Regions from separate parts of the Homo sapiens genome. Here region 1 is linked to region 2. A link is a loop called in an ENCODE intact Hi-C map of the cell type or tissue named here. Cell type or tissue: mammary epithelial cell. All regions are shown on one strand. Links, peaks and the distances in the headings refer to the core of each region. The heading gives the core; the rest is flanking DNA.

Region 1 (2,822 bases), core at 316-2,815, 160 kb before region 2:
TGTTTAGTATTTTGCAAAACTTTAGAATGACTGGATTTTGGAAAATTGGAAAATCTTGTGCATGTGGGTGGGGGTTGGGGGTGGGCAGAGGAAGGCAATATCCTGGAGCCTGCCAATAATGCATTGCTTTAGAAACTGAATTTCAGTTTAACCAAGGTTTCCTTATTTGCTGTCCAGTGGGATGTAACACACCAAAGAATTAAAAAGACGCATTTCTCCAATGGAGCCCGGGGGGATGTGCATCAGGATAATGCCAAAACAAGGCTCCAGAGTGGGTGTAGATGGCAGTTGACTTTATTTTATTTATTTTTTTAAGACACAGTTTCACTCTGTCGCCCAGGCTGGAGTGATGTGATCTTGGCTCACTGCAACCTCCACCTCCCGGGTTTCAAGCGATTCTCCTGCCTCAGCCTCCCGAGTGGCTGGGATTACAGGTGCCTACCACCACTTCTGGCTAATTTTTTGTATTTTTTTAGTAGAAGTGGGGTTTTACCATGTTGGCTAGGCTGCTCTCAAACTCTTGACCTCAAGTGATCCGTCCGCCTCGGCCTCCCAAAATGCTGGGATTATAGGCGTGAGCCACCGTGGCTGGCCGGCAGTTAATTTTAGCCATGAACATTCAGACTAAATCCAAATTATAACAGTTATACATACTGTTCCCTCTGCTATATAATTGACCATTATAATTAGTGGACATTTTTCAACCCTATTTGAGAAACTTGGGCATATCAGGCTCAAAACACAGTCTTTTAGGCTCTAGGCATGGCATGGGCCTTTTTCCTGACATTTTCACCCTTACAGTCCTCTTTATCTTGTAGTCGAGTTAGACACCATTTCCTTTAAATAGCCTTTACTAACTTATCTGTCTCTTAACCATAACTCCCATAGCACCTTTTACTTACCTCTGTTAGGACACTTGATACACTCTCTTTTAGTTTCTTTTTTACCTTGCTAGTGTGCTCTCTCCAGACTCATTTAAGTCAGTACCATTTAAGTCAGACATTTGGAGACATTTGAGAAACACTGTTATTACTAAATAACAAAGGACCTGTTTGTCATACAATAGTTTGCCTACTAGGCTCTACGATAGTTTTCTTGAAGGAGATTATTGTCATAAGCTCTATATATGCATTTTCAACTTACAGATTGTGTTAGTTTAATAAATATTCAGAATCTTCCCATTTTCTTCTTTCTTTACTATCTCATCACATATCTTGTAAAAGATATGCTGCCTTTACTGAAGCTGTGAGAAGACAAAAAATCAACTGTCAACCCTGACAAATTGGAGACATGCTTATAAAGAAAAAATTATTGGTCAGCAACATTTAGGTGTTGTTTGGACTTCCACTTTCTGAGTTGGTTATGTTTAGTACTCTTAAATAGACATGATGAATTACCGTAAAGTGATGGTTGCGAGTCCAGGCACAAACCTCAAGGGGCCACACATTTGGTAGATATGGCAGGTCTTCTTTTCCCTGACTCACAACCAGCACAAGGCAATCATGCTGACATCAGTTATAACGGCTTTGCAACTGATTTCCCCCAATTCTTAAAGCTCATTTAGAGCCCATAAGTTTGTGTGTGTGTGTGTGTGTGTGTGTGTGTGTGTGTCTCAATGGTCCTTGGTGAGTTGTCTATGAATGTGCCTGGACATTTGCAGCCTCTGAGTCATGTCTGAAGACCCAGGAACGTCTGACTGTAATGCCCAAGCAGCAAGAAGTAAATGCAGCAATTTACCCCTGGAGTTTTATTAGCCATCTGACTAACCTACTGTTTTTCCTAGAACAGTCTGCTGTGCATGTTGAAACAAGGCAATGATTAAAAATATGACTAATTAAGTTTTGGTGGAAAGTGCTCACGATGTTCTGTTCAAAAAGTGAAATGACTCAAAGCTGACTTTTTCGTGTGGATAAAATCAATGACATTGCCCTAATCATGTGCTGAACCAGAGGTAGACTCACAGCCAGGGCTTTATCAAGCTGTTAAGAAGTGAAGCCTGGAATTAGTGACAGCAGCCTGAGCTATGATTAGCTTCAAGATGACGTGTTTCACAAACTCTTGTTCCAAAACAGGGTGACATTATTTATGGGTATTTGTAACAGTGAAATTTTAAGAGCACAGGAAAAATTATTAACGGCTATTGTCCAAGTTAATGTAATGCAAACCCACTGCACATAAACTAGCTTTAACAAGCTTGTGCAGCTCACATTTAATTAAGGAAATGAGAAATACAAGTGTGGAAGGGGATGGTCAGTTTTTCTTGCTTGGGAGTCTTAAAGGCAATAAACAATTTTAGAACTGTCGAAAACACAAGAATTGACTTTCCTTTGAATTCTCTATAATTAATACATGTAACTGTTCAATTTTTTGCTGCATTAAAATGTATTTTGAAAAATGATTGTTGCCTTTTTTTTTTTATTATACTTTAAGTGATAGGGTACATGACCCAGCCATCCCATTGCTGGGTATATACCCAAAGGACATTTATTTTTCTAAGAAAAAAACCATTAAAATAACTGATCTTTCCCACTTAATTTTGTTCCTCGCTGTATGTCATAAGCTTCTAAAAGTCAATGCCATTTACTTTGTAAAAGTACCATTTTACTTTATCCAATCTTATTCTTCTATCTTTTGTATAATGAAGTGTGGTATAACATAAGCACTTTATCCATTATTTAATAAGCAGTTACTAAACACCTACTACAGGTCAGCCTGATGATAAGTAATAGATATTTACTGCTCAACACAACATAGTGCCTGACTAAATGAGCCTGGAAGGAGCATCCAGGTGAGGTAAAGAGGCAAGGGAAAGAAGGTTCAGG
Region 2 (2,822 bases), core at 299-2,798:
CTTCCAAATGAGTCATTGTTTCTTTGGGAACATTTATCCTACCTGTTTCCACCACTTCCTCTGGGGAGGTTAATCTAAATTCTGATAATACCAAGAAAGGCAGAACTTAAGTTTTGTTCTTATTATTAACAAGTTTAAATGACTACTTTTGAACTTTTCCTTTTATTTGAAACACATAATTGTGACTTTCTAAATTGAAGTCAGCCATTAATATATAATTCAGAGCCTACTGGATGACTTTTCTTTGTGGATACTGACGTCATTGTTCTCTTTCTCAATGGTACAAACAAAAACACTTCAGAAAGTAAACCCTTGTCTATTGTTACAGTAAGGTGCATAAGTATTCAAGCCTAATTTTTCAAGGTAACCTTTTAGGTAATTACAGACACTGTCCTGCCATTTTATGGAGGGGAACTTATTGATTTATATTTTTTTAAAAAACAAAAGGATTTGATGAAATGTTCAGTTAGCCAACCTGACAACTCTTTTATTTTTGTTTTGTAAGAGTCAAGCTTGACTTCTTACAAAATTACAATTTAGATGTTAAATGACATCTCTTAGGAACATTCAGAAATAGAGATAATTAGAAAAATAAATTTGGAAATTAGCTTGCAGGGCCCTTGGTTAGGGATCTTTGGGCATAGTGAGCCATCTCTTTAAAGAAAAATGAGGTACTATCTTTAAGAGAACTGAAGTTACCTGGACCAAATCACAGCATGGCTTATCTGCTTCCTCCCTCCCTCAAAGGTAAAATCCTCTCTGAGACACAGAAGTATCTGGTTAAATTTTATCTCAAGATAGCCTACTTGGGACAACATGCATTTACCTGCTGTGGTAGACAGAATAATGCTTCCTGGAAGATGTCCATGTCCTTCTTCCTAGAACCTGTGAATATGTTAACTTATATGGCAACAGGCATTCTGCAGATGTGATTAACAACCTTAAGATGGAGAAGCTATCCTGGGTTATCCAAGCAGGCCCAATGTAATCACAAGGGTCCTGGTAGGAGGTCAGAAGAGTCAGTGATGTGACAATAGACACAGGTCAGAGTTATGTGGCCATGAGCCAAGGAGTGTCGGCTGCCTCTAGAAGCTGGAAAAGGCAAGGAACAGACTCTCTCTTGAAGCTTCCAGAAGAAACTGGCTGTGCAAATACTCCATAGGACTCATTTTGGCCTTCTTATCTCCAGAGCTGGTAAGAGAATGAATTTGTTGTTAAAGCCACAAGGATTGTGATGATTCATTACAACAGCAATAGAAAATGAATACACCTACATTACCTTGACCACAATTTTGGGTGAAGACACTAGTTAAATATTTGCCTGAAGCTCACTCTGTACATTTGGGCATAAGAAAAGCTCTTCAGACTGTGGTTTTGAGGCAAAGTGACACAAGGGAGTACAGATCCTCTTCAGCATGTAAGTTTAGTTTAAGCTTAAGCATACTTTACATCTTAAATTTTTTAATGTATCTACTCAAATCTAGTCTAAATCTAGTGTAGTAACTCTGAGCAGAAGGCATAATTCTAATGAAAGCATAGAAAAAATCTCAAGGATTATATGTGTAGTTTGAGTAAGGCATGGCTTCGTTTCAAATGAAATGAAATCAGATCATGAGATTTAAGATTGAGAAACGCTGACTTAGAGGCACTGAGACTTGTCTACGTTTCCTGGGAAATTCTTCTTATACTTTATTTTTCCTCTTCACTATCATTATGACAGTTTCCTATTGTATTACATTTATTTAGTTCCTTAACTACACCATTGATTCCTCTGTGATTAGGATCATGCCTTAATCATTTATGTGATTCACACTTAGCACAGGGATAATGATTTAGTTTATGCTCAATATGTGTTTAATAAATTTGAATTCTCATTCTGGGATTTTAGGATCTTTTGCTGAATATCTATAATTTTAAGATCCTTTGCCAAATATTGTAGAATTTTTACCATGCAGATGCCAATGAAAGCATTTGGTACTGCTGATCAATAAATAATTGTTTGGCTCTATTAAAAACTACACACTTGTATCCTGTGTCCGATTTTTATCTCCCAATTATTTGATAAATCTTCATTGATTGTTTTATTTAAAAATTATTTTTTCTAGAATGTTAATGACAGAGCCTTTAGAAATAAGTTACATAAGATTAATGTTTTATTTTGTTGGTTGACCTCTCAGGGCTTTTTTCCATTTTGGCCTTCAGAAGTCAACAAATTAAATTATGAAACTATTTCTTCCCTTATTCTTTCACATCTTTGCTCCCTATTTTTTTCTTTTGCCTCATCCAAGTGAGGATTCTCCCGCCTGGATTTTAACTGTCTTGATTTGTAGCTGGCTCTTTTCTATAATGTACTTATGTCTTATTTTATCTGTAAACTATTATGTTAATCTGAACCCTAGAATCTTTTAAGCGACGTAATCACTTACAATGTTACCAATATCTCCTTCAGAAAATATTATTTTGATCTGAGAGTTTCAATCTAATTCATCGTGGAATTGTAAATTTCTCTGAACTACTAACTTTAGCTACCACCACTCCTATCCCTCAATGTCCCTGTTCAGAAAGAACAGGGGCCAGAAAGAGTTCTCTTTTTTTTTTGAGACAGAGTCTCGCTCTGTCGCCTAGGCTGCAGTGCAGTGGCACGATCTTGGCTCACTGCAAGCTCTGCCAAGCAAGTTCATGCCATTCTCCTGCATCAGCCTCCCGAGTAGCTGGGACTACAGGCGCCCACCACCACGCCCAGCTATTTTTTTTATTTTTGGTAGAGACGGGGTTTCACCGTGTTAGCCAAAATGGTCTCCATCTCCTGACCTCGTGATCCG

Evidence for each region. Hi-C counts contacts between places; a loop is a spot of excess contacts. Peaks named below come from ENCODE experiments on the same cell type or tissue, not always from the same donor. Only the 100,000 strongest peaks of a DNase experiment are listed, where the experiment ranks them.
Region 1: it touches region 2 in a loop (3-fold over the local background); 3 of 110 quality-filtered maps call a loop at or near these places.

What each region holds. Positions count from the first base shown.
Region 1 is chr4:165,578,806-165,581,627 of GRCh38, forward strand. No RefSeq gene overlaps it. Among named protein-coding and RNA genes, the nearest start is that of LINC01179, 100 kb to the right of the region's middle. In mammary epithelial cell, for the core only: no CTCF peak of the experiment used is centred there; a DNase peak (open chromatin) is centred at 1,756; H3K27ac peaks cover 2,215 bases.
Region 2 is chr4:165,737,505-165,740,326 of GRCh38, forward strand. All of the region lies in intron 4 of LINC01179 (long intergenic non-protein coding RNA 1179), which reads left to right. LOC101928131 (a long non-coding RNA gene) reads right to left here. Exons shown (of 4, transcript NR_121677.1): 2 at 827-1,191. Among named protein-coding and RNA genes, the nearest start is that of LINC01179, 54 kb to the left of the region's middle. In mammary epithelial cell, for the core only: no CTCF peak of the experiment used is centred there; a DNase peak (open chromatin) is centred at 1,257; H3K4me3 peaks cover 822 bases; H3K27ac peaks cover 2,306 bases.